5 separate regions of the Mus musculus genome follow, and regions 1, 2, 4 and 5 are each linked to region 3. Evidence: chromatin loops called from intact Hi-C (ENCODE). Cell type or tissue: left cerebral cortex. All regions are shown on one strand. Region 1 overlaps Erc2 (ELKS/RAB6-interacting/CAST family member 2). Region 2 overlaps Erc2 (ELKS/RAB6-interacting/CAST family member 2). Region 3 overlaps Erc2 (ELKS/RAB6-interacting/CAST family member 2). Region 4 overlaps Erc2 (ELKS/RAB6-interacting/CAST family member 2). Region 5 overlaps Erc2 (ELKS/RAB6-interacting/CAST family member 2).

The links. A loop is a pair of places that touch in the nucleus more often than their neighbours do. Peaks named below come from ENCODE experiments on the same cell type or tissue, not always from the same donor. Only the 100,000 strongest peaks of a DNase experiment are listed, where the experiment ranks them.
Region 1: it touches region 3 in a loop (10-fold over the local background); 2 of 42 quality-filtered maps call a loop at or near these places.
Region 2: it touches region 3 in a loop (11-fold over the local background); 2 of 42 quality-filtered maps call a loop at or near these places.
Region 4: a loop joins it to region 3, with 2.4 times the contacts of the local background. A loop is called at or near these places in 2 of 42 quality-filtered maps.
Region 5: it touches region 3 in a loop (2.3-fold over the local background); 2 of 42 quality-filtered maps call a loop at or near these places.

The regions. Positions count from the first base shown.
Region 1 is chr14:27,857,988-27,862,987 of GRCm38, reverse strand. The region is part of intron 4 of Erc2 (ELKS/RAB6-interacting/CAST family member 2); the gene reads right to left. Among named protein-coding and RNA genes, the nearest start is that of Gm34996, 16 kb to the left of the region's middle. In left cerebral cortex, no CTCF peak of the experiment used is centred here; DNase peaks (open chromatin) are centred at 483, 2,140 and 4,880; H3K27ac peaks cover 1,349 bases.
Region 2 is chr14:27,849,873-27,854,872 of GRCm38, reverse strand. The region is part of intron 4 of Erc2 (ELKS/RAB6-interacting/CAST family member 2); the gene reads right to left. Among named protein-coding and RNA genes, the nearest start is that of Gm45645, 11 kb to the right of the region's middle. In left cerebral cortex, no CTCF peak of the experiment used is centred here; a DNase peak (open chromatin) is centred at 2,051; H3K27ac peaks cover 637 bases.
Region 3 is chr14:27,973,621-27,978,620 of GRCm38, reverse strand. The region is part of intron 8 of Erc2 (ELKS/RAB6-interacting/CAST family member 2); the gene reads right to left. Among named protein-coding and RNA genes, the nearest start is that of Gm34996, 99 kb to the right of the region's middle. In left cerebral cortex, no CTCF peak of the experiment used is centred here; a DNase peak (open chromatin) is centred at 2,752; H3K27ac peaks cover 1,297 bases.
Region 4 is chr14:27,805,834-27,810,833 of GRCm38, reverse strand. The region is part of intron 4 of Erc2 (ELKS/RAB6-interacting/CAST family member 2); the gene reads right to left. Among named protein-coding and RNA genes, the nearest start is that of Gm45645, 33 kb to the left of the region's middle. In left cerebral cortex, CTCF peaks have their summits at 1,906 and 2,568 (motif pointing left); DNase peaks (open chromatin) are centred at 2,007, 2,551 and 4,009; H3K27ac peaks cover 206 bases.
Region 5 is chr14:27,897,212-27,902,211 of GRCm38, reverse strand. It overlaps Erc2 (ELKS/RAB6-interacting/CAST family member 2), which reads right to left. Exons shown (of 20, transcript NM_001347497.1): 6 at 3,491-3,646. Among named protein-coding and RNA genes, the nearest start is that of Gm34996, 23 kb to the right of the region's middle. In left cerebral cortex, no CTCF peak of the experiment used is centred here; DNase peaks (open chromatin) are centred at 201, 641 and 1,956; H3K27ac peaks cover 313 bases.

The sequences.
Region 1 (5,000 bases), 120 kb after region 3:
AAATCCTTCTTACTAATGAACACTATTCTATCCACCCATGGCAAAGTCAGGTGTTCTCAGTAATACTGCTATATGTTAGGTCTAGGTCTGCTTTTATACCTTAGGTCTATAGCTGAAAGGTAGGGCCCAAACCAAGGTTGTTTATAGAGGGCACTAAAGGAAAACCCTACAGAAGGAAGAAAAGGGACACAGAAAAGAGAGACAATTTAAACAAGTGTGCACGGGCACTGATTTTGAGGCTGAGAAAATGTAGAGCTGAAAAATAAAAAAAATAAATAAAATAAAAAATAAAAGACCTGCACAGTCTATACCACCCTGAGGCAAGGGCTGTAGGCTGCCCACTGCCTCTATTCCTGCTAGCTACTGCCTACAGTCTGCTGGAGGCTTCTAGGCAGTAAGAACTCTCATTATAGTCACCAAAGGCACATCTCCAGCAAGTGTACCAAACCTGAGTCATAGCTTTATCTCCTACAGGCCATGGAGACAGCATCCTTATCCATAAAAGTATTGCCAGGGGCCCTGAGTCAGGCCAAATCAGCACCTGTTACATTTCATGACTCAGAGGTTGTAACAACCTGGTTTGATCTGAGCCAGCAAGGAGTGATTAGGGTAAATTCCATTCCCTTTGTTCTATTTAGTGGCTGGAAAGCTTTTATTTTAGCAGTGTAACTCTTCAGATTTGCATTTATTTTCCCTCCAAAGAAAACTCAAACATGAGACATAAGTGAATTTATATCCCCCCACCCCCCCCTTCAGTCCATCTGCCATCTGCTCCCCTCTGTAGTAATTTGAATGAAAATGTCCCCGTAGGATCTTACTCCTAAATGTTTGGTCTCAAGTTGGTGGAACTGTTTGGAAAGGATTTGAAGGTGTGGTCTCATTGAAGGAGGTGTGTCACTGGCAGGGGGCCTTTAAGGTTTCAAAAGTCCCAGCACCACACCTACCTGCCTATTGCCATGCTCCCTGCCAAGATGGGCATGGACTCTCATTCTCTGGAACTATGAGCCCCAAATTAAACACTCTCTTTTGTAAGTTGCTTTGATTTTAGTGGTTTATTACAGCAAAATGAAAAATAACTAATACATTCCCTCTCATATCAATGGACTGCCTACTATGTATAAGATACTGTGACATGTCCTAGGGACAAAGGGGAATTAAGTGGTCCCTGCTATCATTGAGGCTGCTTGTTTAGTAAAAAAAATACCAAATAGTAAAACAGGTTAAAGCTACAAATATGCAGAGCCACAGTAAGTGTTTTAAGTGTAAGAAAATGCTGAGATGCAAATGACAAGAGATGCCAAGTGTGTGGGTTATGTAGCACAGTGATCCCAGAAACTGGGCCACTAAAGCAGGATAACAAACTAGAGGTCAGCCTGATCTGCACAGTAAGTTCCAGGCCTGTCTGTCTGTCTGTCTAGATAGATAGATAGATAGATAGATAGATAGGCAGGCAGGCGTGCACGCACACACACAAAGACTCTGTCTAAACACAATCCCCTATCTCACTGCAGCCCCAAAATGAAAAAGGAAAGAATGATACTGGGAACCAGTTAATCCATGTACGATCCACTTCCTCAATGTACTATCAATTAAGTACCTTATTTCTTGTGTTATCATCCTCTTATAAATTTAATCTGGCTGCCAGGAAAAGTCTACAGGAGAGGGTAACATTCAAACCAAAACCTGAAGTATGACCAGCAGTCAACATGTAACGAACTATGGGAAGCAAGATCTCTGCAGAGGAAAGAAGCAAATAGAAAAGATGTGGTAGTGCTAAGATTAATAGTGTAGCAAGTAGAGGCCAGGGACAAGAGCCCCAACACAGTCTACTGCAGAAACTCCTAGGGCACTTCTTGGCATCCCAGGACTCCACAAGTGCCATCGGAGAGCACTTTCTTCATATCACGCTTAGCAGCACACATTCTAAAACATAGATTCCAAGTTTCCCAGTCATCTCTAAGGCAGCTCCATGTTCATGCCACCTGTCTGCATCTTTACCAGCTTTCTCTCATGGCCTCTTCTTTCTCCAGTACTTGAAAAGGTATGAGAAAGAGAGGGAGGGCCTGGCTGCTCACCAGCTCTAGCCAGAGGCCCATTTTAGAGATGCCAGAAGGGAGTGGCAAATGAATCAACAGAGTGTTCCCTGCACACCCCCACAGTCCAGATGGTAGCAGATCACAGAGCGTAGGGCAGTTCCAAAACAGATAATGTCCCTGGTTAGACACATGCTCCACGCTTTAGACCATAGGAGGAAACAGGGAAGGAGGTGGTGACAATAACATTTATACAGAAAGGACATGGTCCTTCTTTGGCTAGAGACTGTCATTCAAACACTCATCTATAACTTATAGTGTAAGGGCTCACAGAACCGGAAGGGACCGTCCGTGGAAACCAGCCGGTCAAGTTTCTCACTCTCCTCAAGCTCCTTTGTGTCAGTAATGAGTCACTGAGCTGATGCTTGGAAGGGTAGTCATACTTCACAGAATTCTACCTGGAAACTTCTCTCCCTCACTGTGTTAAGTCAACCCACTCTCTCTGATTTCCCTTCCCTTGATCATATTCTTTAGTAGCTCTGGCCATGTCTAAGCATTTGCTAATTGCTTGATAATGAGCTATCACATATAATCCATATCCAAGCTTAGAAGGTAAGTGCTCATCTCAGACCTGGTTTTCAAGAAGTAGGGCCTTTAGAGTGCAGAACCCAAGATCTCTGCTAGACTCCAAAGTACAACTGAGACCTACACGGTACAGTTTCCACAGAGCACTGCATCTAATTGTTCTTCTTCTATGCTAGAAATCTAGCCATTTCTCTCTCCCAGGGACTTTTCTTATAAAATACCACTCCTTCCCATCATTCGTAATAGAACCAATGCTTTTCTACATTTAACAAATATGCTCTTGTATCAGAAATGTTATGTGCAGGCATGCACAGGACAGTGTACTATCAATGACTTTCACCTGCACAAGCAGGGACCACCCACCTCTCCAGAGCAGGTCCTTACACACAGCTGGATATTAGCATCCCTTGTAGAACTTTCAAACACTGGGCTCATGGTGTCCCACATATTAAGCCTTTAAGCTATCATTTTGTAGTAGGGGCTTCAGGGTACTGATGGTAAGCACAAATGGCCTGCGGGATTGTCTATCAGCCAGCTCCATACTCGCTCCAAGCCTTGCCATCCAGTTTTTGCAGCAAGTTCTGTGAAATCCTGGGCTACTTTTTGGGTTTCTCTTATTTTATGAATATTGGTGTTCATATTTTATGAATATGGTTTGGCCAGCAGGAATAAAACTCCTTCTCTAATATAAGAGAGGTGACAACATTGTCACTGTTGTACGGAAAGAGAGTTCTGAAGACTGTGTTCCCAAACACAATACAATTTGGCATCTAGGAACTTTTTTTCCCCACATCTCTGGAAATGGTGAGTGGGTCCTCCCTCTGTGAAACATATAGATATATACGCTGGCTTTGCCATTTCTATCCCCTATGGATTATGTGCCATAAATCCACTGTGAAACCTGGAGCAAGGGACTGGATCTCTCTGTTGTTCATGGCCTCAGGTGTGAGGAGACAATAGCTGAACCTTCTGGGTTGAGTTGTAAGGATGAAATGGTTACTAGGTGGCAAGCCAGTTGGCAGCCGCATCTAAAAGAGTATCTGGAACACAGTTAAGTAAGTGTTAGCTGTGTAACAACTTAACAGTATGATCCAAGTGAAACTCTAATGACCTCCTGACAGTCTGGAGTTAGAGGAGGCTGAGATCAGCAAGCACAGAAGGGCAGTGAAAAAGAGACCCATTCTCTAAAAGGAGGCCAGAAGAAGGTGTCACAATGTGGCAGAGGGGCCTTATGCCAAAGTACAGTATGCAGAAGGCAGCAAGGATGGAAGGGCAACAACGGGGCACAGGTGAAGGTCAGACACAGGCAGAGCTGACACAGGGGAATCCATGGTAGAGACTACATTGCACCAGCTGGTATAAAAGGCATATTGGTGGGAAGCAGAAAAAATACCCGTGAGCAAACTGTGTTACCCAGGGGTTCAGGTCCCAATACAGGATCAAGAGGAATAAAGTTCTGAGCTTTAGTAACTAAGTACTTTAGTATCTGGAGGAGCTTCCCCATGGTCATGTGAGCACAGGTTCAGTAGGCTGCTGACATCACCATGGCACAGTACACCCAGAGTGTGCAGCTAAACCAACACACCTGTCATCCACTGCACTCATGCTCTCTAAGCTTAAGCCAGTTCAGAGTCCCCTCCTGCTGACTCTGATACAGCTCCCACCCACAACCCCATGAGGTCCGGGAGTATCTTTGTTTGCAGATGAAGAGGCTAACACCAAAAAGTCAGGAAGAGCAAGGCCCAGAGATCAGATAGATGAATAAATAAATGGACAGATGGATGGAATAAGTTAGGAACAATTCCTCTATAGAATCCAAGGCAGACACCATTTCCTAAGACACTGCACATACCCTATGATTGTGTCTCCAGACCATAACTGACCCAAGGTGGAACAAGCAAAATACAGCATCCAGATAGCTTAACATTCTTTAATGTTCACCCCCATTCTGTGTGTGTGTGTGTGTGTGTGTGTGTGTGTGTACATACAAGCATGTGTATGTGTTTATAAGGATGTATGTACCTGTGTGAGTGCACATAGGTATGCCTGCCTGAGTAGGGACATGTGCGGGCCAAAAGCTTACCTGGGGATGTCTTTCTCAGTCGCTTTCCACTCTATTTTTGAGACAGGGTCTCTCCCTGAATCTCACCATTTTCAGGAGAATGGCTATCTGGCTAGCCCCAGATTCTGTCTGTTTCTACCCACAAGGGATGAGATTACAAGCACATTCAACCACACCAAGCTTTTATGTGGGAACTGGTGAGCTGAAATCTGGTCTTTATGCTTACATAACCAACATCACCCACTGAGCCATTTCCCCAGCCTGTGGGTTTAATCTTTATCTCTGTTATATATACCAACAAATTGAAATTTATAGAGGTT
Region 2 (5,000 bases), 120 kb after region 3:
TGGGGGTCAGGTTCACAGCAGGAGCAGAAGCCGACAGGCATTTTAAATAGATTCCAAGGGATAATGGAGCCAACCCAGCCCTAAACAGCAAGCTCTTCAGTGGCAGGGTAGACAAGACTGTAATCTGACCAGAGCAGAGATGGCAGGAAGAGAATAAAGGCTACTAAATCAGAGAACACAGAGAAATGCCAATTGATAGGTGAGTGCAACTTCTTTGAAGTTCGGGAAAAGTCCCCATGGAGATTGCACTGGCTTCAGAAATAGACACATAAGTACAGGAAAGCACTGTTGGTAGTGAGAAACTGGAACAAGGAAATCTAGCGAATCTGACTTTTGTACCAGCCTTGTCCCGGTCACCTGAAGCTCAATCAAAGATGCCTAGCTGGTACTGAACACATGAACGGAAGGTAAGGTAAGAATGCTGTGAAGAGTCACACTGGGAAATTATCCAATGAATGAGAGGACCAAATTACAAAGACATCAAAGTCCACCGCCACTCCTGTATCTACTACCACTGTATAACCGTGGCAGCAGAAGGGGAAATGAGAGAGAGTTTAGATACACAAGACATAGAGGAAAAAGTATAATGTTCAGGTGAGTTTGGACTATAGCTCCATTTCTTTATTTATGCAATGAACTCATTACCTTCTGTATAACAAACACTGGGCCAAAGACTGAAAAAGCAATGGTAAATAAAAAGATATGGCATTCTCAGTGGTCTACTGAGCAAGGCAGATGAGATGGGGGAAGATTAAAACCGAATAAGAGATTCTACAAGGAAAAGCAACCAGGCACCAGGAAGAGGATATATCCAGATCACAGATCTGAGAGGGCTTCTTTTAACAGACAGCTCACACAGAAAGACTAACAGAGGAAACAGATCCCAGACAGACAGAAAAGGCAAAGGGACAGGAATGGAAGTTTGAAAAGCTTCTGCCTCTTAAATGGGATGGAAGGGGCAGCAAAGCAAACACAGGTTAGATAATGAAGAGGAATCCTGAGCTCACTCTAAAGGCAACAGAACCATCAAAGGCATTCAAACACAAGAAGAGTTAAGCGGTACAACATACACCTGGAAAAGCCTTACTTCGCTGTCCTGCAGAGAATGAGTGAAGAGCCGGAGACTTGAGCATCAGGTGAGATGATGGGCATCTATCTATTCAGGGGTTAGAAGCAGAGAAAGAGAAGCAAGTGGATTTGAAGTGGCATTGTTATGGTTAGGATCTGAAATGTTTCCCAAGGGCTTTTGTGTCCAAAGTTTCCTCTCCAATACGATTTCCAGAAATGATGTTTGGGAAAGTGATTGACTCATGTGGGTTTTGTCGATTCAACAAGTTAATCCATTGATAACCCCCTAACTGGATAAATTTTTGGAAGGTGGAGGGTGGTAGATACTTGAGAGGTGGAACCTGTTCAAAGAGAGTGAATCTTTTGGGGTATGTCCATGAAAACCACACCTTGTGTGTGGTATATGTCCTAGCCCACTGCTTCCTAGCTACTAAGAGATAAGCAACCCTGCTCACCTCAATAGAATGCCACAGCCTCAACTGCAGTAATAGTCTGCTTTACCATAGGCCCAAAGCAACAATGTCAAGCCACCTGCAATGAAATCATGAACAAAATCAATCTCTGGTCCCAAAGCTGATATACGAGTATGTCATACTAGCAGAAAGCTAACACAGAGTTATAGTTGGGTCTCATTTATATATCAGATGTGGTGGATAAAAGGAATATCCAGAATGATCCCTATGTTTTCAAACTGAGCAACCAGGTGGATAAATGCCAATCTTTCAAAGTCACTGTAAGAGACAAAGACTACAATGTATATAAATAATATACCACCTGGGCCAGCACAGTAGGCACAAGCTATATACACGTCTTCCCTCATTGCTTCTTCCTCTAAGAACCACCTCCCATCAACAGGTTGAAGAGCAGCTTTGTCCTCATTTCTACTCTCGTCCATCACATGGAATCCTGGACTATTCTCAACTTCTTTCCCACATACTTTGCCTACTCAAACGCTCCAGGAGGCTGAGAGGAGAAAAAGAACAAGAAAAAAAGAACGACTGAAAAGTACGTAGTTTCTTTTCGCTGACAAAAATATCCTTTCCCCAATCTAACAGTTACTCATGTTCCTCAGTGCCTCCCACCAGGGCCACCCTCACCCAGCAATGAATCAACACACATTCCCAGCCTCTTGTCTCCTATTCCAAGTGACTGCTGGCTACAGAGGCCAGTCTAGAAATTCCTCAGAACAAAACCCATATCCCAGGGCCCGATAATCATTTCCAATAATATTCCTCTCGTTTATACCATGTATCACATAGTAAGCTAACTTTTGGCTGCATTGGCCAAGGTGACTTGAGGTGAATACATTAGGGTGCAATGTTAGGACTGAAAGGGCCTCCAGCATCACACACAACACTCAGTACTTTCTGAAATTGGGTCCTTGCAGCTCGGGAGCCAATCTTCTCAATTCTGTGTTCAAAAGCATCACTTTGACTGCTATAGTCAGCAATGATTGGAGTCATTACACCATGGAAGCCTACAAGTTCTACAAATCAGAGATAATCCTCCCTGCCCCTTCAAAAGTCAGTGCTTGAACATTTACCAGCATGCAGATTGTTTTCAGCTATCTTATATGGACACTTACTGTGCTCCAGAGCCTATATTAACTGGCTCCTATGCTCCAGTCTTCCTAGCAACCTAAATCAAGACAACAAAATTGCCAGAGCACCTCACTCTGACTTGCCTCATTGCTTCAGCCCTTCTTCCTCTTTCACCTGAGAATTCCCAGTCACTCTCCTAACATATGACCCATTGCTCCTTACCAAGCCAATGCTGGGTTCCTCGAGGATGCCATTAAAAAACCCTCCACAGTGTATCAGGCAAGAGAATTCTATTTCTTTACTGCCCTTTCCATGCCCACTACAGACTTGTTTCACAGAGCTTTGCTCTTTGAATAAGCTATATGAAAACACTCATATTCAATTTTTTTTGAGACAGGGTCCCTCTATGTAGCCATGGATATCCTGGAAACTCATTATGTAGAGCAGGCTGTCCAGGAACAAACGAGGTCCTGCCTCCTGAGTGCTGGGATCAAAGGCATACATCACCATACCCAGCATATTCAATATTTTAACTTATAAAACATGGGCTAGAGTCATTTTGAAATCACTGTGCTATGAGAGGACCATTTTCTTGCTTCTGAAAGCCCTGGTTCTACTTCAGAAAGAGTATTTTCCAAACATGTTTGCTCACACAAGGAGCAAATGGCTGAACTCAGAGATAAACTAAAAGACAGAACTTGTTACAATGCCTCCATCTAGTTACTTGGCCATGGGTTGAGGGAACCTCAGTATTGCAATATCAAGCAGAATACCGTAACTGGCCAGCTGAGTGGACAAGGTTTTAGTCACTGGAACTCCCAGAGGCAGTAGTCAGTTTCCCTGTTAACCATTTAAAACCAACAATGTCCTCAGGACCAAACTCCATTTGGATATTGAAAGTCTCTAGTTTAACTTTACACACGAGTTAGGAGATTTTTAACAGGACACAATAATGACTTGTATTAATGATGAAAAACAGTTCCTCTTAATTATCCAAACTATATTGCACACATATATAAATAGTATCCATAAAAGTAAAGTAAAATTCCAAAATAGCATTCTGATGACTTGGTGTTTGTAGAAAGTCCCCAAAAATGTCCTAACCAAGGAGCTCATTTGCAAGTGTCCCTCAGTCTAGAGCAATGGCCAGCTGGTAACCAAACAAGAAAATGTTGGGCATCTCTAAACTACAGCTCATCACCTTTCTTATTTATGTGTTCATTTATCCCAAGCCTATCTGAAGTATAACTGACAAATTAAAATTATACAAATTTAAGCTGCTCATGGGATACCTGATGCATATACACATTGTGAAATCATTAAAATAATCAAACAAGTCTGAGTATCGGCAACAATATGGTGAATCCAGAGGATATTATACTAAATGAAATAAGCCAGATATAAAATGTGAATACTGTACTGTTCAGTTAAATGGGAAAACTAAAAAACCTTGATCACATAAAAACAGGGAATGGTGGTATTTATGGGGCAGGGTCAGTCAATGTATCTAAATATTATTTATAAAGTGAATATGTTCTGGAAAGTTTATCTGTTCTGTGTTAAATATAATTAATATACTACATACTTAAAATCTGCCAAGAGAAAACATTTTAAATGTTCTTACCACATACACAAAAATGATAACTATGTAAGGTGATGAGTTGACTGGTGTCTAAATCAGGATTTCTATTCCTGGACAAAACATCATGACCAAGAAGCAAGTTGAGGAGGAAAGGGTTTATTCGGCTTACACTTCCATACTGCTGTTCATCACCAAGGGAAGTCAGGACTGGAACTCAACCAGGTCAGGAAGCAGGAGCTGATGCAGAGGCCATGGAGAGATGTTCTTTACTGGCTTGCCTCCCTTGGCTTGCTCAGCCTTCTCTCTTATAGAACCAAGACCACCAGCCCAGAGATGGTCCCACCCACAAGGGAACCTCCCCCCTTGATCACTAATTGAGAAAATGCCTTACAGCTGGATCTCATGGAGGCATTTCCTCAACTGAAGCTCCTTTCTCTGTGATAACTCCAGCCTGTGTCAAGTTGACACAAAACTAGCCAGTACAACTGGTACTGAGAGCATCTTTCTTAGGTCTGAAGACTCTCTGGCCTTTAAGCTAAGAAAGTTCTTGAACAAAGTCAGGTTAGCATTGTGCCCAGGCTTGAAATGTTGAACTGTTTCTATCCAGTACCAGCTTATCAGAAACCATCAAGATTACCTATTATCTCCTTCTTGATTTGACTAAACTATGTCATTAAGTACCCAGATAATTTACATACCAAGTGTTTGACCTTAAAGTCACTCTAAGGGTCATTTGTGGAAGCTAGGAAAGGCTGTATTTTAAGCCACATTTGTTGTTCTTGACTTGTGGTTAAAGAAGTTATAGTCTA
Region 3 (5,000 bases):
TACTTTTGATCCCCCAAACACACTGTGCTGCCTCTTCCTGCCAAGCCTTGGAAATGCTACTCCTGGTGCCTGTACTAGACAGCAATTCCAAGCCCCTTAGCACAAGATTTAGTCGTCAACATTTCCAAAAACTACTCCTTGCTCATCTCATTCCTCCTGGAAGGGGAGACATTCCCTTGTGTACAGTTCACCAATACCATGACTACAGTGACCAGAAAAACTTAAATACTAATCATTCTAATAATCCAAAAGAGAATAATTTATATTCTTTCTAAGTATGTATATAAAAGTTCTAAAACATAGAACAATAGTAATAGTTCAAGCATCACTGTCCTGGTTTGTAGGGCGTGGTTTAGATGCTTTGGGAATCTGCTGGAGGTCCTGTTCCCCAATTGGTTCTTGATTGATCAATAAAGATGCTAGTGGCCAATGGCTAGGTAGAAGAGGTGGGGCTTCCAGGTTTTCACAGGCAGGCAATGAGACGCAGGAGGAAGAAAGGGGATTCACCATGCTTTGGAGGGAGAGACAGCCATCAGCTATGTGAGATCTCAGGTGGAGTGACCATTGGCCACTTCCCCAACTGGGCCTGGGGTAGTAGGCAGGAGATTAGAAGCGCAACTGAGCTGAGGGGAGATTTAGGGTGCTGAGTAAGGAGAAATTAACCAGGCAACTAAGTGAGGGCATAGTCAGGAGTGTTGAGCTGAGAGTGAAGGTAAGGGCACGTTAGCCACAGGAGGCTTAGAAATGGCCTGCCATTGAGCTAAAAGCATATTAAAAATGTGTGTGTGTGTGTGTGTGTGTGTGTGTGTGTGTGTGTGTGTGTGTGTGTTTCATCTGTGGATTGTAGGGTGGCCCACCTGGAGCTTAAAGCAGGGTAGTAAAAACTACATGCTACACTGGTTTCATTTCTCTTGCTGTGACCAGAAAAATTGAGGGGGGAAAAAAGGTTTATTTGTTTTACAATTCCAGGTTAAGTCCACCATTGAGGGAATTAAAGGTAGAAACACAAGACAGGAATGTAAAAGCATGCCTGCTTGCTATTTCACACAGCATTACCTCCAACCAAGAAATGACTTTGTAGCCAATGAAGAGGAAGGAACCAGAGAGGATGGTGACAGGCAAGCAGGAAGCAGGCTGCAGGCAGGCAGGCACACTCTAAGCAGGCAGACAGGAAACAGAGAGGCAGGCAAGCAGCAGGCTGGCAGCAGACAGGCAGAGGGGCAGGCAGACTGACAGGCTTATACTCAGATTTTTTCATACAGTACAAAAGAATAGTGCTACCCACGGTTGACTGGACTCTCTTACTTAAGTCAACAATTAAAACAATGCTCCATCTTTCAGCCATAGAACTCGTGGTGGCGCATGCCTTTAATCCCAGCACTCGGGAGGCAGAGGCAGGCGGATTTCTGAGTTCGAGGCCAGCCTGGTCTACAAAGTGAGTTCTAGAACAGCCAGAGCTATACAGAGAAACCCTGTCTGAAAAAACAAAACAAGACAAAACAAAACAAGAACTCATCTAGAAACTCACCAAAATGCACAACACAAAGGGAAGGGAGGAGGCACCACCATGTTTCCTCCATGCTTTTTAGGAAAACTGGTGGTGATACTTTGGTCCCATACATGTGAGTCCACAACAAGGGTGATAGTGTAGCTATCAAGGGAATGGGGAATGTTCATAAAGGATTGCCCATAATGAATGCCACAGCAAAACAGGAAGAGTCCACCACAAAACAGGAAGCATACACAGCATCACCCATCATGCAATGAGCCTCACTGTAAACAAGTTAGGGGCAGGATTCTTGCCAAAGAATTCAGTGTGTGAACTGAGCACATTAAGCACTCTATGTGTGCTTCTTGAAGTAGGTAAAGGAGAATGATCAGAAGAAAAGGGAAACCAGAGAGAAGGACACCTGGGTTCAGGTAAAGTGCCAGCCTGCTCCATCCAGAGAACCACTTTGTGAGGTTTACCAAAGGAGCCTGAGCTGCTGGATCCCTTTCCCTGTGGAGTCCTAGCTTAATGTACAAAAAGAAATAAAGGACCTAGACTGTAAAGAGGATTAAAATAAAAGGCAATCCTCCATAGACATGGCCACAGCCCACTCTAATGCAGAGCCTCAACTGAGACTCCATTGTCAGCTATAACTATATTGGGTCAAGTTGCCAGCATCATTGCCAATACTCAAAGGCACACATATACATCAACATCATAATTATCATTGTAAGCCTTGAAAGTCCTACAGAGGATGCATGGGAAAATGCTACACATATTGGCTGAGGTATTCAGAGCCCAGAGGTATTCTGTTAACCTGTGTAAAATGCATTTAAGGAAACATTATCTATAGGCAGGGGGAATAGATAGTCAAGATGACTAGGTAGGCCACATATAAAGGGAATGACTCCTGTGAACAGCTTTCTCTGTGTAAGTATTATTGCAGGTATGATCTGCCTAACATACACTAATGAGCATCCCTGGATTGGATGCTACAGGTACAGATGCATCTCACCATCTCCCAGCTGTGGCAAACAAAAATTCAAATGCTCACTGCAAAGCAGGAATGGGAGTTGAGATTATACTGCCTTAAACCCAAGACCACTAGTGTGGTTCCAGATCCAACCCCTGGTTTGCCAGCTGGATTCCTGCCTTGAGATGCAGAACAAGCTTGCATATACTAGGCCCTACTTTAGGTGCACATCTCACTGCAGTGAACAGAGCCAAGGCTGGAGGTGGTAGGTGTGGGAAGAGCAACAGTCATCTCCTCCTCTGAGCATTATTATTCATGGATGGTTCCCTCCTGCAGCCTACACAGAACGTACCATACCCAGAACAGTGAGTGGGTTTAACATTTCACTGGGGCAAATGACTCTTCTCATAGATGACACTATTCTAAAGACAGAAGTAGATCTCAGAGAAATTTCTCCTTTCCCAAGTTCTTATTCATCAAGAGCCCAGTATATTTTGATAGAAGGCAGGTTAACATGTGGTAAGAATTTTGCAAAGAGATGAAGTTATCTTCTTTATGAGTTCAAAATCTCTCCCAGACTGCAGTAGCAGCAAAAAAAATTTCTAAAGGATATGACATATAAATGAATTCAAAACTCAAGGGTGGAGGTTGGAGCTTTTTAGAGGAAGGGTCTTGGGTACATCCTGTCAAAGAGGCACATGTGAACATAATTCAAGGCAGTCCTAAAAGTCTGAATCCCTCCTGAGTTGGCAATGTGACAGAGAAGGGTGTGAGGGCATCCATCAATGGAGGTGACACTTGACTGCTCATTTACCTCTAGTTATGAGCCCTGACGAGGTGTGCCTCCTCCTTTTGGCCTCCTAGTTTGACACAGTTCTTAATTATAAATAATCTTGTTTCTAAAACTAATTATTGTGGTTTGAGATATTTTTCTTATAGATTTTTATGGCTTAAAGTAGTCACAAGTAGTTCTGCTATATACACTACCAAAGAGTATGCTTTCGATAGCATGTCACATGCAGTTGCCTAAAGGGTTGTTAGGCATTAATACCTAATGTTAATTAATTAATTAGTTAATTAATTAATACCTACCACAATATCAGCTTCCTGAGATCAAGAGGATCTCTCTCTCTCTCTCTCTCTCTCTCTCTCTCTCTCTCACACACACACACACACACACACACACACACACACACACACACGAACCTTCAGAACTGTAGAAGTTACTGGTCCACACACAGGGAGTGTGGTGGTTGAGTAGGAATGGCCTCCACAGACTCCTGTGTTTGAATGCTTGGCCCACAGTGAGTGGCACTATTAGGAAGTATGATCTTGTTAAAGAAGTGGGTGACTGGGAATGGGCATTGAGGTCTCAGAAGCTTAAGTCTGGCTGGTGTCTCTCAGTCTTCCTTCTGCTACCTGTAGATCAAGATGTAGAACTCTCAGCTACTTCTCTGGCACCATGTCTGCCTGCATGACACCATGTTTCCTGCCATAATGGTAATGAACAAAACCTCTGAAACTAAACACCAACCTCAAGTAAATGCTTTCTGTCATAAGAGTTGCTGTGGCCATGGTATCTCTTCACAGCAATAAAAACCCTAAGACAGAGAAAATTCAGTAAAAGAGTGCATCTTTACCCCTAAGTTTATTGTCTGTCAGAACTTCAACCACTGTAATCCCAAACACGGAGAATAGAGGTGCTGAAGTTAGCAGATCCATACACACCATGCACAGGAGCCAACTCCACTTGCCCTTCCTTCCATTCTCCCAGTCAGAAGGCAATCTACATATCCACTGCTTGTTCTTCCCTCACTATATAAAGCACCCCTGGTATATGCATTTACAGTGCTCATATAACTGAGACCTAAAATGAAAATGGATATTGAAAATTTACAGCAAATTCTTGGGTAGCAAGTTTATGTTCTAAGCATCCATGAGCTTCATGGCAATCGAAAACTGCTGTGGTTTAAATATCGCTACCATGTCCTAAAATCATGGGTACTATAGACGCTCCAAATGTACACTGTCATCAAGGTTTTATAGCATTTCCTACAAAAACCCAATAGTCAAGTATCACCTCATCAGCTGAATGTTGTATCCAGGTGTGGGAACAAAAGGCTATGGTTCCAAAACAGAACTCGTGTTTCTTGCCTTTGGTAGAACATCAAGTGGATAGCCCAGTGAACACTCACTTACAAGCACAATTTTGTTTCCTAGTAAAATATTCTGTACCTTGGCAAACTATGACATCGGGGTCAAAAGTCCATCCTGAGTGTTCTGTCTTCCTGTAAAAGGTTGGTCAGAGGTGACCTGCCACTCGAGCTTCTCTCTTTATTCAGCTCCAGTTAAAAGAACATAGCCTGCTCCTCTAGCATGAAACCACAGTGCAGGTTGCCAACAACGACATAATATTGCAGTTTTGACTTTGACGTGAGCTTATTATTATTCCGTACCAACACACCCTAATCCAAAACTTATGCTGCTCTAATCCAGGCCTGCTCGGAAGTAGATGTTTATGTTTAATGTAGACAAAAC
Region 4 (5,000 bases), 170 kb after region 3:
TGCTTGTTCAATGTGGTTTGTGTTCATTGCTTGTTTTCAATACCTATTTACAATTACTGAAGGCTTTCCATATGAGGTTACTGTTGAGTTTTGATTTTTAAGGTAAATATGGGTTTTTTTTTTGTTTATTATATTAGCAATTTTTTCATTCCGGCCAACTAATGCTTAAAAAAGCAAAATACGGTAGGATTCACCTATGGAATTCATGATATGCTTGCTGTGCGTTCTTCCTGTTTGTAATCAATATCCAAGATCAAATCTTCTACTTGCTCTGTTGGTATCCTGAATCCAACTGTTGTGTTTGCCTCTGCCACCTGAAGCTTTAAAGTCCTTGACACTTCTGTCAACCCTCGAACCCGTATCAAGGCACACACATCCGCACCTCCTTCCAGAGCCAAGATGCACTGGAGCCTATGTGCTTCCTCGCAATCCTGTAACAACTCCAATAAACACAATAACGTTAAGTTCCAGGCAGTCCGGGGGTTTTTACAGTATTCGTTATATGCCTCTAAAATAATTTATAATGGAAATTCTGAGATGTCCTTCCCTGCGGAGGATATTGGTCCTAGGCTGCAACAGAACACGTGTTCATAGGCGTACACAACTGTATGTATGCAATATACACACACACAGAAAAGAGTTCTGTTCGCTTAACTCAAATTTATTCAGAACAGTTTTATGTTATTTATTTTCTTGAGTTTTAGACAAGATCTTTTTTAGCACATTACAGAGGCCTGGAGGGGCTTTCTGCATAAAAGACAAAGCCAAGCACTGTTAATGCAGAGTATAGTAACTCAGTGTTTTGAGAAACATGCCCAAACATATTTGACTATGAAGCCATCGGGCCAAGAAATCTTAGTGTCTGGAGCTGGGGGCAAAATTGGCAGTGGGGTTCTCATTATCAGGAGATTTCACACTACCTCGTGCTGCAAGGTCCAGCCTGCCTCAGTCTAACAAAGATTCATAAGTATGATGCCAGTACTTTTAATATGCAAATATACCATATCATTTGCATGCCTGTAAAATATAAAGCATAAAAGCCCCAGTTTGCAGTTCTTGCTGAGCCTAACTGCAAGGCAAGTGACACTAATAAGTTACTTAATGCTTCTGACCCATATGGACATGCCAGGGAAATAGCATCTTCTTCCTACAGGTTGCTATGAAAACTAAGTCGAAAAAAATATGTATTTTAAATGAGGGATGAAGCATCAGGAACCTTCGGAGTTCAATGCATATCAGCTAAGATTAGCTCCTTCATCTAACATCTCCTTTTTAAACCTCACCAAAAATAACAAAAAAACAAAAACAAACAAACACAAAACTCCATTAAATTCCTCAAATTCTTACTAAATAAGAGAACAACAGACAAATAGTTCGGCACCACACCATTGAAATGTCTAAAGCTCAGAGTTAGGAGAAAAGCCTCTGGGCACATCACAGGGGAGACTAAGAGAATATACAACACAACGCAAAAGAAGATAAAGACCTGCTGGTTATGGTACAAAAATAGCAATTGAGAACTTACCTTCAGCAAGCATGAGAAATTTTATGTCCTTGGGGAGCTATTTAGTGTCCAGAAATATATTTTTTTTAAACTGGAACAAGCTCTAAGAAGTCTCACCAAGATCTCACCTTCAAAACTAGGGTAGAGAGCAGAAGGTGCTTGAGGCTCTCCTCACAGAGTCTAAATCCCCTCCCCACAAAGTGGGAGATGGCAGGTAATTCAGGGAGCTGCGCTGGAAGCCCCCTCATTATGTTTTTATAGCTCCCTTCCCATCATTAAAAAGAAGCACATTTCTAGTGGGCAAACATCCTTCAGTTGAACAAACTTGAAGCAAGACTATTCCTGAGTAAAGTTGCCTTTGTTTTTAAAACTCCTGGGCATACTTAAACTGATGTGTGAAATTCCACGAACTCCAGGCAGGGGGTGTTTCTCAAGAGCTGAAGCTTACAGTAAGACTAAGTAAAACACAGACTTTCTCACTCACAAACCGGCAAAGTCTTTATGCCTAACGAAGTCACTTATAATAAAACGCCAATCGAGAATTTACTAGGACATGAAAGAGGCTTTAAGAGGACATTTAGCACAGCTGCCTAGAGAGACCTTCTCACAGGTCTCCGCCATCTTCATATGCGTGATAACATTGCAAAGATCCCAAAGTCTAAATAGTGGCAGAAAGCTCATCTTACACGTCACAGAAACTAGCAACCATTCCCAACTGCCTCAAAACCCAATGTCTCTATTTGATCAACGCCCCAAATGTCCAACTAAATTCTGTCTGGCTGAAATATGATTGGAAAGCATCCTGGCTTTATTTAAGTAGTAGGATTCATTTTTAAAGACAGGACTGAGAAAAATCCCCATACTGTTTTGGTCTTGGCTAGTAGCTAGTTTGACAAATGACGCTATTCTGCTTTAAATGACTCATAAAAAGTTATCAGAAAGGCCTTATGATCAGTTTTACAACTGATCCATACTCTCTTGTATCACAGGAAAAAGCAAAACCCCGAACCTTCCAGACACGGGGAACAAACTATAGCTCATTCACCAGCGCCATCTAGTGGGCGAAATGAGGTACGTCTAGTGCTGCTCTGCAACGTTTGGATGGTCTGTTTTAAACCCATAATTTTGGAAGAAACTTAGTTCAGTGTTTCCCCCAAATACATTCCTTGATAACAGGATTCTGTCATCAAATGCATTTGAGACTCACTGGGCGAAAATCTGTGAAAAAGACAACTTTATTTCGGACTACCATATCCTCTATATGCCAAGGCGCACTGGGAGTCTCTAAAGGGCATTTCTCGCTTGAATTCGATCAAGCAAACTTTTTACTTATGGATACTTCAAAACTCCTCAAAGAGTACTGGAATTTCTTACAACAATGTTTTGGAAATGCTGATCTAACCTAGCTCCTGACTCAACAATGTACACAGGAAGACTCCAGCAACAAAAGTAGCGCGTCCAGGTTCTCAGGACTGTCTCACCGCCTGCCAAGATCCAGAGCAGGTGAGGTGGGACCAGGACTTCCTCCTCCCACTCTCTAACATTAATACTTTGCTATGAAAGAAACTGTTCGGCTAGAAGAATCTCCTATTACAGGCAGATTGAATACTGATTTCAAAATAACACTTTCCTCACAAGTTCTGATCACTTCTGTGTTTTAACCTGGCTACAGACCACCCTTAATGCTACATGCCAACGTGCGGGTAGTTCACCTCTCTCTATTTCATTGCTATTGCTCTATGTGAAGAAACACCATTGAAGAGTATATGCAAATTACTTTTCATTCTTCCCATACATATTCCACTTAACTGTAAACCTGAAAAACAGTTACAACACTTATAGTAACTTTTGGATTTCAATTTCAAAGAATTTTATGCCCAGATAATAAGGTCCGAGAGAGACAAAACCATCACTTCCCCAGTAGAGCAAATGCTATGTGGAATGAGAAAGCCACAAATACAAAACCAGAAGCTTCCAAGGGTCCTGCTGCAAATACACAGAAAACGGACAGAAAGGAGCAAAGACATAGCTCAGATGGTAAACTATCCCCAGGCTACACACATGACGACCCATGCTCAATCCCCAGGCTACATACACATGACGGCCCATGCTCAATCCCCAGGGCCTACAGGATTGTGCTGGTTTTTTGTTTGTTTGTTTAAAGCATGTAGTGGCACATGCTTGTAACCCCAACAACAGGGGTTCACTGGCCAGCCAGTCTAGCCTATCTGATGAGTGACTTATCTTAAAATACAGAATGTTTGTTCCTGAGGAATGGCACTGAAGTTGAGCTCTAGCTTACACACACACACACACACACACACACACACACACACACACACACAAGAAGTACAAAGTACAAAGCTAAAAATTAAAACAAAAAGCAGGTCCTTGCTTACATGCATCCCAGGACCCACTCAGACTTGACTCTCAGGAGCAGCCCCAAGAGCTCCAGCCTCCCAGGATGGCGAGAGCCCAGCTACTCTCCTGTATAGACACCTACACCTGCGTCCTTCACTGCCACATCCTACACACTGGTGACGTCAAAGTGATTATGTGTTCACAAATTTATACCACAGAGTCCACTAAGATTTAAAAATGGTTTGACAATGACTTAAATATTAAGAACGAACAAAAGAAAGACTTTGGGTTTTTGTTGGTTTTTTTTTGTTGTTGGCTTTTTTGGGGTTTTTTTTTGTTTTGTTTTGTTTTTGGTTTTTTTTTTTTTGGTTGTTTTTTATTTGGGGATTTGTTTTTCATTTCGTCTTTGTTTTTTCTTTTTTTTTTCAGTTGGTTCAGTTTGATGTTTTTGGAAAGGGTGAGGGGATCTTTTTTGAGATAGTGTCTTGATATGTTTCCCAGATTGTCTTTGAACTTGCAGTACTCTTTCTCCCTTCACTTACAAGCGTTAGCATGGCAAATATACACCACCGTATCCAGCCCTTCCTTGGCAGTCTCTTGAACCATTTTGATAGCTGTGCAATACTTCTGCTAGGTTCCTATTTTAAATTTCTCCTGTGAATAATCTTTCTCTTTAAAAGTATTTAACGGGCTAGAGAGATGGCTCAGCAGTTAAAAGCACTCACTGTCCTTCCAGGGGATCTAAGGCCAGGTCCCAGGACTCATATCAGACAACAATCTATAATATAACTACAGGTCCAAGGATTTGACCCCTCTTCCGCCCTCTGCAGGCACTGGACATACTCCCATATAGACAGGACACACACACACACGTGTATAACGTAAAATGGTTTAAGACGATATTTTTAAACTGTTAAAGGAAAAATTATTTACATTTTCACTTATTTAAGACAATGAATCTGGATGTGATAGCACGTTTATAATCCCAACACTAAGGAGGCTGAGACCAGAGGACTGCAGAGTTCATGGCACATGGTTAGTTCCAGATCAACTGGGCCAGAGAACGAGAAAAAACATTTATTTATCCATCCATCCATCCATTCATTTATCTTAATGGAGATGATTCACTTCAATA
Region 5 (5,000 bases), 76 kb after region 3:
AAATAAATATTTATGCAGACAATAACTAAAAAAGGCTTTTCTGAAGGGAATACATTTTACAGGGGGGAAAAAGAATCACTTATTTCCAAAAATATGCCTTTTGCTTCTTTTACGGCCATAAACTCAATAAAAATGGAAAGTGATGCAATTGAACATCCATGCAGACTGGAGCCAGGGAAGGCTTCTCTGTGATGGCCAGAACAGCCCACTGGAATTACATCACCTGCTCCATATGAAGTCCGCGTGGATGTCAGGCACACTTCATTCTCTCTGAGAACTGTTCCCCCACTTATCACTGTGACACAACCAACATCCTAAAAATCCCACTCAGCCAAGGGAAACAGCCTTTTCTTTCCCCTGCAGATCATCCCCCGGTGTCAAGAAAGTGACATGCTTGTTATCATTCGGCAGGTTAAGAGGTTTATAATCTGTCAGAGGCTTATAAAAAGAAATGTGTTAAGGGGAGACCGATAACAGCACAGTGGCACCTTTGGCAAACAGTGAAGACAGAGGGAACAGCTAACAGAAATAGTGTGGTCAGTAAACAAAAACTGTGTTAGGCTAGGAACAAAGCCTTCTAGAGAAAGGAGATATCATAGATTTTTGGGAAAGCAATTGTGTATATGCTTCGTTACATTCTCAGAGGTTTATGGTGTACTTGAAAGTAACTCGTGCTTCCCACAGCCTCGTAGGCTTGGGTTTCAGAGTCTAAATTCTCTACCGTTTGTAGGAAGAGTAGAAATGCGAGGTTCCATCAAGGAAGCATTGCATAGGACAGGAAGTCTTTCAGGGAGCTTTAGCTCTTGTGGCTAATGGTTATGTGTCAAAGGACTTGCTAAGAGCAAGGATTTCCACCTTTCCAATATGTTCGGTACTTCTACCTTCATACCAGTTCAAATTCTAAAACCCTGCTGCTACATTTTGACAGCTCATTTTCCACTTTCTCTCAAAATATGCTGTGCTGGTTTTGCTTTGCTGCCATGTTTACAAAAACAATCTGGGAGAAAACAAACAATTTAGGTCTTCAGTGCTAGTTTCGTTAAATCACAGTTATTTTCAGAGCCTCACCCATCTACCTACTCCAGTTCCAGTCCCCAGGTCAATATCAAATGGTGGGTACATGGCCCTTTTCACAGCTGGTTCAAATATGTCCCTGCCAACCGACTACAGGCAGCAGCCCCAGGCTTAAATAAGGAATCCTGCTCACTCTTTACTGGAGGATAACCAAGAAAAGTCAGTAAAGAAATAAGCAATAAAATGTTATGGTTCAATCCAGTAACAACACGCTTTCAACCAGAAAACATAAGAACTGACTCCTACTGGCACATTTCAACTGAAGTTTATCAGTCTATAAGGAGCATTTTTATGAGGTATAACACATTTTTATTTGCATTCATTTCAAAGCCATTTTCCAAGTCAGTTCAATAATCATAGTATTTTATCACTATGATTAATTGGGTTATAGTTCGTCAAGAATAATGTTTACAATATTTAACTACTTTTTTGAGCCTGGCACCTAATTACATTGTCTTTTTAACTCTCATTTAATCTCTGTGAGTCATTTTCTAAGTCTGACAGTGCTGTCCCATTTTATAGAGATAGAAAGTATGGCTGGGTGACATAATTGTCCCCAGAACCTCTCTCCTAGCAAAGACAAGGTAGAGATGGGCCTGAGTCAGCACAAGTCTTTAGTCAACACTTCCCCACCCCCTACATTATTCCACCTCAAGATCTTCTCTGCATTCTTTGGTCGAGTCTCTTTCTAGAAGCCTTTAAAGAAACTACCATGAGGAGTGAAGTGGAACTCAAGGATACGGTCGCAGACAGGTGTGGGCTAGCAGCCATCATGACTTCTCCCTGAGGACAACGCAGGCGCTCTATTCGCCTGGACAAAGTCCACAATGCAGGGTAGCCAGCCTCAGCCAATTCTGTGCATTTTCAGCTGTGTAGGCTGCTTGAACACTCACTCAACCTCCCAGTGTTAAGCTGCAGAGTGGTAAAAGAAACTTAATCTAAAATAGTAATACCACCCAGAACTTCCAGCTCCTACTCATAGCTGTGCCTCTCATCTTCCAGGCCAGAGTGACTTGGACACTGTCTACAGGTTAGGACTGTGCTTGCTATACTGAACTTCAGCTCTCTAAGATATGACTGCAAGAAAGAAACCAGATGGGAGACGAGAACAGAGGATGCCATTGGTATTTATATTCCCAAAAGGAAACAGCTTCATTTGAAGCCACTGGACATTCTAATTCTGACATCTCCAATCTTTGACTCACATTTTTTTGTCCTACTAAAAAATGTTTGTAGTACTATGCCTATGTTAAAAATAGAGAGTTTTCAGAACAAGGAACTATGTCTGATTAAACTCCTTGAAGAAGCATCCATATACACACACATATACATATGAAGTAAAGGTTGGGTATATTGTTTCTTCATATAGTTTGTAAGTACATAAAGGATATAAATGTGTTTCAGATGGGAGGAAACTGCTTAATTTTTCTCCCTCCTCCACCACTGCTTTCTCTAATTGTGTTGAATAATATAATGGGGGAACAAAGACTATTAAAATACAACACTTAAAATATTGAAAAATTTAAAAAGAAGACACAAAAGTAGAAAAAAATGCAATAAATTAAATTAGTGGTGATGGTTTTCAGAAACAAAATAGAAAAAGCATCCCAAAGTCTCAAAAGACCTATATGTGGCTCCTTATAGGCATAATGGTTGTGTATATGTAAAACTGACCATTTCAGATCCTCCATCCACATATAGCCCAAAGTTAAATTTTAACAAATACAATAACAATAGTGATGTAAAATAATGGAGCAGGTTACTCTAATAATGCTCCCTAAGTATCAAAGAGTAATAGAGAGAGAGACAAGAACTCGTCAGTACTAGGGGCTTTCTGGAGACCAGACAAATTTGACTCTCTGCTTTAATTAAATAATCTCTGGGAATTATGAAAGTGGCTCAATGATGGGTCTACTTTTCTGATCTCTATTTCACGAATAAAGGAACTCAAGCTTAAAAAAGCTAAACAATTTGACTTAATAGAAGCACTGAGGCTTAAAATTATTTGTCTTATGCTAAAACCAGAATCTCTTAATAGCATTGAGATGTGCTAGCAGGCTTACAAGAGCAACACCTTCTTACACAGCACTGTCTAAGGATGGTCAAGAAACCAGGCAGGACTACGATTCAAAAGAAAAGGTGAGGATAGCTGAAAATGTGAAAGAGAAAAGACTGAAACTCTGCTAACTCCGGAGACAGAGAAACACAAAGGAGTTCAGCCCTGAGCCTCACAGAGCAGAAACCCCCTAACGATTCCCTTGGACCCCCTTCTGGATTACATTTTCCCATGTTCTTTACTATGCATGTATTTCATTCCACATAGGGCAGATTATGTGGGTCTTTGCAGAAGCAAGTAGGTAAACTATAACTTTCTTCTTGCAATGAGAACATGGAAGGCTGAGCCTCTGGGACCTACCTTGGTCTTCATAAACTTGGAGTGGCTTTTGTACACCTCGATTTGTTTGATCTCCTCCTCCCGGTCCTCTGTGTTGAGCACACCATTGGCTTTTAACATCTGGACCTCATCCTCCAGGTCCCGGATGTTACGCTCCAATGAAGCAATTTTTGTGTCCTGTTGATAAAAGGCAAAGAAAGCTGAAGGGATTTTTTTTTAATTTCATCATTCCCAGAATAGAATGTAAGAAAGTAGCTTTAGTAGAGCAGGATTAGCCATGCTGTAGAACTGGCCTGGTGCTCAGAAGGGTTTGTGTTTTCAGGTCACAGGATCTCTTGTCATGAAACTTTTGAATGTTCAGTGAACATTGTGTGTCCATAATACAGGGGGTAACCTAAGTGCATTTCACTAATGTCCAGGAACCAAATTACGAAGCCACTGTGGCAAAAATAATCATATCTATGAGTCTCGTGTGTGTGTGTGTGTGTGTGTGTGTGTGTGTGTGTGTGTGTGAAAAGCATTTTGGTTAAAAAAAATGTAGTTTTGGATATTTGGATATAGTTAACCAGGGTACATGTTTTGGCCCACTTGTTTACACAAAAGCAATTTGTTCCTATTTATTTCTTTGTATATTCTATGGCTGCTTTAGTGAGCATGCTTGGAATTTGACTCTAAGAGAGAAGGAAATTCAAACTTACTAATGGAGAGAAGGATTCTCATCTCAAATACAGATATAACTGAAATTAAATAACTGAATCCTGAGTTGGTATGACTGGTACAATAAATATTGAAAATTTATAACAACTGGAAATAATATATCACAACATCATGATTTATTTGGCAAGCAGTCAGGTCCCTACGTGACAAAAAAAGCCTGACTACCTCACAAACCTGATTTCTAACCTACTGATTTACAGACTAGAGAAACTAGAAATATTACATTCAGATGTGGGATTAATTGAGAAAAAACACCCAGTGACAGACTCTATACACAAGAGAATGCATAAGAAATGATGCTTGAGGAAGTATAGAAGCGAGGGCGCCGACAGGGCAAGCTACCAAGCACAACACAAGAGCATTGCACTAAGCTTCCAGAGGAAGAGATGCTGAAGGCGCCTGAAGCATCCCCACTGTCGCCATTTGCCTGTGTTACACCACAAAGACACAATGAGCCAACATTGATTTTGTCATTAAATATTAATGAAAATGTGGCAGCAATTCTTTAATTTATTTTTTTAGAACTTAAAAGATTAAATCTCTAGTAAATACAATTCATGGCTCCTGTGTTTGTTAACTCAGTTTTAAAATGCTAGAACAAATGCACCCATCTTTTCTGTGGCCTCTGTAGATTTCCTTTTTCTATACTACATGCCCAGCGTAACCCACACATCATTGTAGTAGTAATTATTATACTATCTACAATGTAACTGTATTGGAAAAGGAAGAACTAGAAGAAGGATGACAACTATTTATTAGGTTTTATTGTGGGTCCAAACCAAATGCTTAACACAGTAGCTACTTTCATTAATTC